Regions from separate parts of the Homo sapiens genome. Here region 1 is linked to region 2. A link is an interaction called in ENCODE POLR2A ChIA-PET data of the cell type or tissue named here. Cell type or tissue: PC-9. All regions are shown on one strand. Each heading gives the region's core, and the rest is flanking DNA. Links, peaks and the distances in the headings are about the cores only.

Region 1 (5,913 bases), core at 561-5,560, 300 kb before region 2:
TGTCTCTTCCCTTTAAACTAAACTAAGTAGTGATCTTGGCTGGATCTTAGATTAGCAGATAAAAGCTATAAAGAGCATTTTTTGGACAGTTGGGAAAATTAGAATATGGTTTATACATTAGATAACATGGTATTCAATATTAAATTGATTTGATTACTTAGAATATTCTTGTACTTAAGAGATACATGTTGAAGTATTTAGGGGTGAAATGTCATGCGTACATTCAAATAGATAACAAACACATATACATGTGTACATATAAGGAGAACGCAAATGTGGCAATTGTTTTTTAGTAGCTGAGCAGTCTGCTTGCTGTATAACCCATGATCGTATCATAGTCTGCCTGGCCTTTGAGTTCTGCAGCCCTCTGTGGAGTTAGGGCAAAAAGGAAGAGTGAGAATCGAGTTAGGGAATGAAGAGCAATCAGCTCTTAAGATGTATCTGGTTAACCTTATCTTTTTTTTTTTTTTTTTTTTTTTGAGACCTAGAATTAGGAAGGAGTTCAATCGCTTTCTGTTACAAGGTTTTTGGACCACAGGAGATGGGAAAAACACAGTTTGGAAGACTAAATTATACTGATTGCCCAGAATAGTCTGGTTATCCAAGGCCTCTAAGGAATGACTGAGACAGCTAAGTCTCTCTTCCTTTTTATTCCTTCTTAGCTGTGGGGAACTTCAAAGAGCCTAGCCATCTCTTGATGAGGTTTTTTCAGAGAGTGGTTTTAGAATTTAGAATGGTTCTTTGCAATCAGGATCCCATTCCTTATGTTTTTCTTGCCCTGGTGAAAGGGTATTTCAAATTTTCTTCTGGTTTCCTCTAAATTTCAGGGACCTGGGACCTGCATAGATCTAGGGTTTTTATGGTTTGAATACAAATGGAGAGGAGTCTAGAAGTTCAAGGTGTGTCTCACTCTTCCCTGCTTCATTTCCAACTCTTCCATAGGTCCCCCTGTGTCATCTGCAGTGAACAAACCCAAAACACTTGAGTCTTAATGGGAATTATGCAATAGGCATTTAGAGAAAGGAAGTCAGAAGGGGCCAGTGAATTTTTTCTTGACATAAGCTATTGCCTTGCATTCTGTTCCAGAGAGATGCAGGGCTGAATGCCCTCTCCCAGGCCAGCATTTGTCCATTCTCCAAAAGCATTCTGCAGGCCAGTTTGCTTTTAGCTCAGCCAATGCCAGGGTTTGATGATTAACCCATTTGCCCAGGTGAGGAAGGCATCTACTTGGGATGGGTGGGCCCCAGGCCTAAGTTTTAGTGGTCCTAAGAGTAAATGAGTAGAATAAGAGATATAGAGGCTACCCCTGAAGCAAATTTCCTTACATATTCTTGTCTCTGTGTAAGCTGAATGATCGATGTGGTCTTTTACTTGGCTCCCTCTGCTCTGTTTTTTGGTCCTAATTTTCCAGCAGTGGGGGTTACCAGGCACTACTTTCAATGTAGTAGACTCAGCAGTTCTATATCATGCAAATTGTAAATGTAGAGTAGAATGTAATTGTAACGTAGAATGTTAGAACCAAAGATCTTAGAAGTTATTTTCTGCCTTGCCCAGATCTCCTGACTGATTTGAGGATCTTTTCTTTGTTCCCATTCAGCTTCACAGGGACAAGGGTTGGGGGTGGTATCAGAGGACAGCCCCTTAGTCTCCCAAGAGCACTTTGATGCTTGATCCCATTCTCTACATTCCCCCAGCCCAGTCATCTAAGGCCAGAGCTCTTTTCTCTGCTCAGGCATTATTGACAGGATAAGTCCTGGCATTCAGACAGGTCTGGTGAAGTGACCAGGTACTCTGGCCCAGAAGTTCTCTGTCGGCTCCCCCCGCAGGCTCCAATTCAGGTACTGTATGTTATTCTCTTGTTCCTCTTGCCACTGGCTTTTTCCTTAGTCTTAAGTTCCAAGGAATTGTTCCCCTGTGTTTTTTTATTTTCCTGACTTATTCAAGCAGAGCTAGCTCAGAGTACAGGTCTGTAACAAGGGCTTATTAGGAGATAGATGAAAAAGTGCAGGTTTGTATATGTAAGTTGTCCATTACTATAGATAGATACTATTCCAGGCATTGGACTTTAACTGCACTGCCTAAAAGAGCCCAAAGATAAACTTCACAATAGGCTGATATGTGGAATGGGAGGAGGAGATAAAGAACGGGGTTTCTGTTTTATTCATAAGCTCAGTCTTAGCTTCAGTCTTTTCTGAGCATTTGTTTATTTGTAAGATGGAAGTCAAAGTAAGTGGGAAGTCTGTAGGTCAGCTCTATTTTCCATGCCTGCCCTTGACTTCTCCTCAGCTGTTCTCTGCCTGTGCAGGTGAGGCAGCGGAGGTGGTTGGTCCAGAGAGAACTAAAAGAAGTTGTTTTCTTGGACTATAGGTCCAGCTGCAAGGCAGGGTGCCTTTCCTATGTGTTCCTCTTTTCACTAAAAGACTCAAAATGCTTTAGCAGCTAGATCTGGAACTAACTCTTCTGGATGGGGTAGGAACTTCCCTGCCCTTCCCTTAGGGAAGCTCATGTTTCCAAGTCAGACAGCAGGGGGCATTGGGTGCCTTTCGGACAGAAGGAAGCTGCCTAAGCTAGAAGGCCTGCCTGCTGGAGTTTATTTCTTTTGCCTTGTTCAGTGAATTTACCCAGAGGGTGGCTGAGATTGAGGCTTTGGGAGCCCCAAGAAGCTGCTTGGTTTTAATGTGCTGCCTTATAGCTGAGCCTGTTGTGCTCAGGGCAAGTAGTAGGATGTTCCCCCTGGGATGTGCAAGGTTCTCTCAAGCAGACATGAGCCTCCATCACTCCCACCACTCCCTGCAACTCAGCCTCCTCTTCTCAGCCTGTGCCTTCCTCCAGTTCTAGTAAACACTGCCAAATGAATATAGTTCTCCGACTCTTCTCTGGGGGTTCATTGGCAGCTGCTGCTTTCTTCATTTTTTAAAATTTATTTGCCACTTGGTGAAAGCCACTGAGATGGTTTTTTCCAGCCTTGGGCAAGTTGGAGCTTTGGAATCTGGAGTGAATGAGGTCATCTGGATTTCATTGTCTTCTTACGAAGCCAGCAGTAAGCTTGGGCAGTCCACTCACCCACCCCTAGGGCCATATCTGGGGATGAAGCCACCCCCGACCTATACATAGGAAATGATTGATGTGCCTGGTCTTATACCCAGTCTGTGTCTGGTTTCTCTACCCTCAGTGCCCTTTGGCTTAGGCTCAGGATGGGTGGGCCTCCCTTCCCCAGCAGCTGCCTCAGCCCTGATCAAGGGCAGTTATTTGGCTCAAGGTGAGTAGTGGTTTTTAAACCCTACTCCCACACACTGCTGAGTCTGTGTTTTCCTTTCTTCCTGACCAGGTAAACTGTCTTGAGCCCCACCCTCACCTGCCTGTGCTGGCAACCAGTGGCCTAGACCATGATGTGAAGATCTGGGCACCCACAGCTGAAGCTTCCACTGAGCTGACAGGGTTAAAAGATGTAAGTGGCTGACTGCAGAAGTTATTTTCTTTCTGCTTATCCACATACTGTTGATTCTTATTGTCATAGGGAGGAATAACTTGCTGCCCAGTTCTTTAAAGGCACTGCTCTAACACCCTCCCCCACATTCCTGTAATTTCCTCTGTAGGAATAGTCCTGCTCCAGGGGGCAGCTGTGAAGTGGCACTAATTTGTAATAGGATGGGGATAAGGAGCATCTTTAAGAATTATTCTGTATTAAAGCCTGCTACCTTTTCAGCAGCTGAACCTAGGGCATCATTTCCTAATCTAATGTAGCTCCACTTCAACTTAAGGGAAGCTTTTATTGGGATAGGAGATCAGCCTTCTTGATCAGGTCCCGGGTTCCTCTTCATTGCTGCCCCCTCTTCCCAACCTTTTTGGGTTCCAGGTGATTAAGAAGAACAAGCGGGAGCGGGATGAAGATAGCTTGCACCAAACTGACCTGTTTGATAGTCACATGCTGTGGTTCCTTATGCATCACCTGAGACAGAGACGCCATCACCGGGTAAGCTAGGGTTGGAAATGAATTCCCAAGGGAGTGACCCTTTTAAGAGGGCTAAAAAGTTCCAGAGTAGTGACTTCAAGCAGTAATCAGGTGATCTTGGTCGGATTTCCTATCCACTGTCCTCTGTCCCCATCAGATCCCTGATATAGCCTTGGAAGAGACATCAGCAGAAAAGGGTGGTATCTACTTTTGTCCATTGCCGTCCATGTGTAATGCTATCTTCATAAAGGCAAAAGCTGGAGGGTGGAGGAGGGAATTGAGAAGAAATAACAAGTCTCAGTGTGACCCTTCTATTTTTCCTCTTATGCCAAAAGAGGCCTAGTTCAGGGGTTGGCAAACTGGCAGTTGGCCTGCTGCTGGTTTTTGTAAATAAAGTTTCATTGGCTTGCAGCCATACCCATTCTGTGTATTGTCTGTGGCGGCCTTCACGCTACAATGAGTTGAATAGTTGCAATAAAGACCATATAGACCACAAGTCTAAAGTATTTACTCTCTGGCCCTTTAAGAAAAATTCTGCTGATCTCTGGCCTAAAGCATCTAAATTCTGGCTAAGACCTAACAGGCTTGTCCTTGTTCCATCCAGGGAAGTTACTAACAAGCCTTTCCCATCCACAGCGCTGGCGAGAACCTGGGGTTGGGGCCACAGACGCGGACTCTGATGAGTCTCCCAGCTCCTCAGACACATCGGACGAGGAGGAGGGCCCTGACCGGGTGCAGTGCATGCCATCTTGAGGCCTCATACCTAGGTGGGGCAGGCTGGGGCTGCCAACCTGATCCTGCCTGGGCAACCCTTTCCTGTCCCAGGCCCTACATTCAGCAGAAACGCACTTTGGACTTTTTGCTTTAGATAAAAGAAAGACATCCCAGGAGAAGGACAAACCAGAGGAGTGAACCAACAAAGAGTACCTAGGAATGGGAGTTGAGCCCTGGAATGGGGCTCTATGGAGAGGTGCATAGGACTCGGCAGAAATGGCCTCTCCCCAAAGCCTCTTTTTGAGAGGAGAGGGAAGCCTATTTTGTTAACTGGTTTGGGATAGGGAATGGGGTTTCTTTTTCTTTAATCTCCCTTGTTTCTTGGGCTGGGGGAGGGGTGGGGGGAACAACTGGCTATTCAGTACCAAGGGGCCAGAGTGGAGGGTAGGAGTGCCACTCTCTCTTTGGTTTAGGTTTTTGACCTTTTCTTCCTTTGTTTTTTAAAAGTTTATGACAGTTGGCTCCCCCCCCACCCCCAGCAACCCCATCCCAGAATCCTATTTTCCTGGGAAGTCCTTAAAGCCCCTAACCATCCCACACTCTTCACTTTCCTTTCCACCTTATTCATTCTCTGTACTTACCACAGTATTTTGCACTTGATTACATATCCTTCACTCTCTTCTCTTCATCCCATCACCCCCTAAATAGGTCAGGTGAGGGAGGCTGGGAAGAGGTGGGAGGAGGGGCAGAAGTGAAGGAAGAATAGGAAGGATATTACCTCTTCTGTTATTTTTTTAAGAAACATTGTTTGGTGGCAGCAATCTCCCTGTCCCTATCACTGTTAGAGGCCTAATTTTATATCTATAAATATATTAAAAAGCAAGTCAAACTTGGATGTATCAAGGTAAAATTATTGTCAAAGTTTAAATACCTATATATTCTCTGAATGCAATAAAGGGACTTAAGAGTGAACAAGAGTAATGGTGTGGAAGTGACACCTGGGGTCAGTTTACCTCTGTGTATGGTCACTAGAGATTGGGACTTACCCTTTAGGTTTTAGGAGGCTTGAGAATGGAAGGATCCTCATTTCTGCCCTTCCTGGTTCCCTGCTTTGGTGTAGGGGTTGGGAAAAACAGGAAATTCCTCTCAGCTCTGCCTCAGATCTCCTACCTCTCCTTAAGTCTTGTAGGGGGTTCCAAGGATGGCTCTTCTAACCAGAGGCTGGCCTGTCTTTAAAACTTAACTAC
Region 2 (5,397 bases), core at 1-5,000:
GGGGTGTGTTTGTGTTCCATGGAGCACTTGGTCATATTGGAGGCTGGAATGGAGAAGGGTATGGAAATGAACAGTAGAAATAATTAGGAAGCCAGGCCTGCTGACTTAGCGATAGAGGCGGAACCCTGGTATCTAGGACACTGCGGAGGCTGACACATTCCCATTCTCCTTCCCAGGAAAGAACATGGCCTGTGTGCAGCGGACGCTGATGAATCTGGGTGGGCTGGCAGTAGCCCGAGATGATGGGCTCTTCTCTGGGGATCCCAACTGGTTCCCTAAGTAAGTATTGCTGGGACAGCCGCAGGGTCCAGCAGGTGCATTGTTTCTGCCCAATCCTGTCCCTAGGAAATAACTTATCTCAGTAGCAGCTGGCCCTTTACAAAGCACTTTCAGAAAATTCCTCATCTCACTTAATCCTCACAACACCCTCTGGGATGGCAAATGACTGTCCCTTTGGACAGATGAGGAGGTGGCTTCAGAGAGCTTATGGCTCTCGAGGGCAGAGCTGGCACCAGCCCTTGAGCCAACAGCAAAGCCTGTGCTCTGTCCAAGGAAGGGATTTACTAGGGCAGCCTGTGATCTCCTCTAACCACCACTCCCTTGTCACCCAGGAAATCCAAGGAGAATCCTCGGAACTTCTCGGATAACCAGCTGCAAGAGGGCAAGAACGTGATCGGGTTACAGATGGGCACCAACCGCGGGGCGTCTCAGGCAGGCATGACTGGCTACGGGATGCCACGCCAGATCCTCTGATCCCACCCCAGGCCTTGCCCCTGCCCTCCCACGAATGGTTAATATATATGTAGATATATATTTTAGCAGTGACATTCCCAGAGAGCCCCAGAGCTCTCAAGCTCCTTTCTGTCAGGGTGGGGGGTTCAGCCTGTCCTGTCACCTCTGAGGTGCCTGCTGGCATCCTCTCCCCCATGCTTACTAATACATTCCCTTCCCCATAGCCATCAAAACTGGACCAACTGGCCTCTTCCTTTCCCCTGGGACCAAAATTTAGGGGCCTCAGTCCCTCACCGCCATGCCCTGGCCTATTCTGTCTCTCCTTCTTCCCCCTGGCCTGTTCTGTCTCTGAGCTCTGTGTCCTCCGTTCATTCCATGGCTGGGAGTCACTGATGCTGCCTCTGCCTTCTGATGCTGGACTGGCCTTGCTTCTACAAGTATGCTTCTCCCACAGCTGTGGCTGCAGGAACTTAATTTATAGGGAGGAGCCTGTGGCAGCTGCTGCCCCAGCCACAGCTGCACTGACTGTGCTCACCACACATCTGGGGCAGCCTTCCCTGGCAGGGGCCCTCGTGGCTTCTCATTTTCCATTCCCTTCACTGTGGCTAAGGGGTGGGGTGAGGGGATGGAGAGGGAGGGCTGCCTACCATGGTCTGGGGCTTGAGGAAGATGAGTTTGTTGATTTAAATAAAGAATTTGTCATTTTTGAATGGACTCTGGCTGTGTCTGGGGCCACTGTGCCACTGTGGGGAAGGGAGGAATACTGGGCAAAGTGCAGTGAGTGATACAGGAAGGAGGGCAGAGATGAGAGGTTGCAGTGCTAACCCCTGTCTTGAGTTTCCTCCCCATCCTCATTCTCACTTGCTTTGGGGGGTGGTGTAGGTTGGAATTGAGAGGGGACAGGACCTCACAGCTGAATGCAGACTATGTAGGCAGTGTCCACAGGGAAGTAAGGCCCTTTCTAGTCAATGGAATTGGCTAATCCTGCCTGCTGCCTTTGGCTGGGTCTGCCTCTACAGTTGGAACAGCTTCTCAGTCACTGAGAGGGTGGGGCTGGCTGCTGGCACAGCCATCAGTCCTGGCAAGTGAAGCTGTCTCCAGGTGAGAGGTCCCTCAGGCGGGCTTGGGGTGAGGTGGTCTGTGTTGGAGTGGTGAGGGTGGGGGTTGCAGTGGTGAGGAAACGTGGAGAGCTGGGGAATGAGCAGGAGTGAGTTGGTGGTGGTCGCTGGAGGGAAGAAGCCGTGTTGATTGATCCTAAGCACCTGTGAACTAAGTGCCTGGGAGAGACTAAAACTTCCTTTCTAGGGTGTGGCCTTGGGCCATGATCATCAATTTTGGGTCAGGTTGTCTCTAGCACCTATCCTTGACCGAGGCATGAGTGTTCCACCCACAGTTTCTTTTTTTTTCTTTTCTTTTTTTTTTTGAGACAGAGTCTTGCTTTGTCACCCAGGCTGTAGTGCAGTAGCATGATCGCTCTTGTTCTCCAGGCTGGAGTGCAGTGGCATGATCTCGGCTCACTGCGACCTCCGCCTCCCAGGTTCAAGCGATTCTCCTGCCTCAGCCTCCTGAGTAGCTGGGATTACAGGCATGTGCCACCACGCCTGGCTAATTTTTTTGTATTTTTAGTAGAGACGGGGTTTTTCCACGTTGGTCAGGCTGGTCTTGAACTCCCGACCTCAGGTGATCTGCCAGCCTCGGCCTCCCAAAGTGCTGGGATTACAGATGTGAGCCACCGTGCCTGGCTATTTTTTGTATTTTTTATAGAGATGGGGTTTCACCATGTTGGCCAGCCTGGTCTCGAACCCCTGAGCTCAAGCGATCTGCCTGACCTCATGGCTCTGCCTTTTCTTGCCATCTCCCAACTCCCCAGCCTCAGCCTCCCAAAGTGCTGGGAGCCCCACCCATAGTTTCTAACCACTAGGTGTTACCTTTACCCCAAGGCTTCCCAGTCAGACTCTGTGTCTCCCCAGGGGGAATTTGAGGGACGCTGGGCCAGTCTGACATTAAGTTCCAGCCCCATCAGCCTCACCCAGAGGCCTGGCCTTCCTTGCCCCTTTCCCCTTTTCTACCTGAGGGTATCTCTGTCTCCTAGGAGGAGAAAGCCACAACACTGTGCCTGAGGGAAACAGGTTTGTATCCAGAGCTTTTGTTCTCTCCCCTTTTGTTCCCCTGCTTCTCTGAGGCTCCCTCTTCCAAAAAGCACCCACTAGGGGCGAGGCCCAATGCCAATTCTTCATAGCCATGGCTGTCAGCCTCATCCCCACACCACGCTTAGCCTTGCCACACCACACCTCGGGAGAGACTGTATTTGCTTGCTTGCTGCACTCCCACAGGCTGTGGCACAGATAAGATAGGCTGCAGCCTATGGGCAAATTCCCAGGGGATTAGATCCTTTATCTCTCATTCAGGAAGGCTTTGTGGAATGCTAGTCAGGGAGAGTGATGTCATTGCAGAGAAAACATTGAATTCGCTATGTATACTAAAACAACAAGCCGTTTGCCACCTTCCCTGGTTTAACTATTTATAGCTATAAATTATTGGCCACACGCCTCACAACTCTGAGAAATGCCATTTGTTACAGTGCCAGCGCTGAGAACCACTGCCTTCTCCCAGAAGATTCTCACAAACGCCCAGGAGGTGGATATTACTGTAATGTGTTCCCCATTTTGTCTTTAGATGAGGATACTGGTCTCAGAAGGGCCAAGGAATGTGCCCAGGGCCACAAAGCAATTAAGGGAGAAGCAGGGATTTGCATCCAATCAAGCTGGCTCTGAACCTGGCTGAGCCTGTGCAGCTCTAGGCTCAGCAAGAAGTGAAGCTGTCAAGGGACTAGGGGACAGAGGTGGTGGTGGGTGGCAGGGCAATGCTCCTCATCTGTAAGCTGAAGATGATAATTCCTTCCTCGTGAAGTTGCCGTGAGGATTAGATGAACCCTGGAAAGCACTTTGCATGGGGAATGCTAGCACATAGTGCTCAGGAAATGGAAGTGTGGGGAATAAAAGGTGGAACATTTGTGTATGGACCCTGGGCTGAGAGGGAGCTGATGCCCAGCAGTTTCATGCCCTTCACCACTGTCCTGTTGAACACGGGCCAAGATGCTTTCAGTGGCCCTATCCCCTTTACCTGGAACAGCTTATTTTCAAGGGAGACACCAGCTGTATTTGAGAGGGGCTCAGCCATTGGGCTCACCTTCTTCTGGCTGCACCCACCACCACCCAAGCCTTGTGAGGAATCTCAATGTTCCCTTAATTCATCTAACTGCAGACTCAGCTGCTTCCTTCTGGAGCCGGCCTCCAGTGGCATCTCAACATTTTCCAGCTTTCTGTTTGTCTGCTTTCTAGCATTTTGTCTCACCTGAGGTTACAATTTCATCCTTAACTTGGCTTCTCTCATCTCTGACCCCACTTCAGGCCCTGGGGCCCAGACTAGGCACCAGCCTGTGTATGGTTCTGCCTTTTCTTGCCATCTCCCAACACCTTATTCTGTGTGGCTGTCTACAGTGGTGTCTCTCTCTCTTTCTTACATTTTTCTTTATTATTATTATTATTAATTATTATACTTTAAGTTCTAGGGTACATGTGCATAACGTGCAGGTTTGTTACATAGGTATACATGGGCCATGTTAGTTTGCTGCACCTATCAGCTCGTCATTTACATTAGGCATTTCTCCTAACGCTATCTCTCCCCCAGCCTCCCACCTCCACAACAGGCCCCGGTATGTGATGTTTCCCTCCCTGTGTCCATGTGTTCTCATTGTTCAACTCTTTCTTTCTTTCTTTCTTTTTTTTTTTTTTTAACTTTAAGCTCTGGGATACAGGTGCTGGACATGCAGGTTTGTTGCATAGGTATACGTGTGCCCTGGTGGTTTGCTCCACCTATCAACCCATCACCTAGGTTTTAAGCCCCGCATACATTAACTGTTTGTCCTGATGCTCACCCTCCCCTCGCCACACCCCTTCCCCGACCACAGACCCTGGTATGTCTTGTTCCCCTCTCTGTCTACGTGTTCTCATTGTTCAACGCGCTACAGAGGTGTCTCCTAACACTCTGCACTTGCAGGGCTTCTCCTGCCGCCTGGAACAATCTCCTTCCAGGTGCTGCCCTCACTTGCTCCTTTATCTCCTTCAGGTTTTTGTTTAGACGTCATCTTCCCTGATCACCTCATTTAAAACTGCACACTTCACCCTCAGCCTGGACCCCGTGCTCCATTCCTGCTTTCTTTTATCACCACCTGACACCCAATATATTTTACTTATTTATTTTCTGTCCCCACCCATAGAATGTAAACTACACAAAGGCAGGCTTTTGTTGGTTTTGCTCATGTAGAGTAGTGGTTGGCATGTTGTAGGTGCTGGATAAATATTTGTTGAATGAATGAGTGAGCATGACACCACCCTCATGCTCCTCAGCCCCCTGGCTTGGCAACACAGTGCCCAGCCAGCCCAAGGGCCTAGCAACCCAGCCTTTCATCATATCTGAGATACAGCCCAGCTCATGTCTCTGCTTCCAATGCTTCCAGATTATTCATTTCCAAAAAATAAAAACCCAAGAAGCTGCATTTCCTACAGATAGAGGAGAGGAGGTTGGAGGGTGGATTGCATGCTCTGGACACATGGAAGGTGATTTGAGGATTTGGGGGAAAAAAATGGGAGGAGGGCAGGAGGA

Evidence for each region. ChIA-PET counts read pairs that join two places held together with the same protein. Peaks named below come from ENCODE experiments on the same cell type or tissue, not always from the same donor. Only the 100,000 strongest peaks of a DNase experiment are listed, where the experiment ranks them.
Region 1: POLR2A ChIA-PET joins it to region 2 with 6 read pairs; 2 of 35 experiments call an interaction of 5 or more read pairs at or near these places.

Annotation. Positions count from the first base shown.
Region 1 is chr1:160,216,384-160,222,296 of GRCh38, reverse strand. DCAF8 (DDB1 and CUL4 associated factor 8) reads left to right here. Exons shown (of 14, transcript NM_015726.4): 12 at 3,329-3,448; 13 at 3,857-3,973; 14 at 4,589-5,913. The coding sequence ends at 4,705. Among named protein-coding and RNA genes, the nearest start is that of PEA15-AS1, 10 kb to the right of the region's middle. In PC-9, for the core only: CTCF peaks have their summits at 2,333 and 2,533 (motif pointing right); no DNase peak of the experiment used is centred there.
Region 2 is chr1:159,914,156-159,919,552 of GRCh38, reverse strand. TAGLN2 (transgelin 2) reads left to right here. Exons shown (of 5, transcript NM_003564.3): 4 at 177-279; 5 at 612-1,442. The coding sequence ends at 753. Among named protein-coding and RNA genes, the nearest start is that of TAGLN2, 8.7 kb to the left of the region's middle. RefSeq lists an enhancer at 747-1,636. In PC-9, for the core only: no CTCF peak of the experiment used is centred there; a DNase peak (open chromatin) is centred at 3,112; H3K27ac peaks cover 4,794 bases.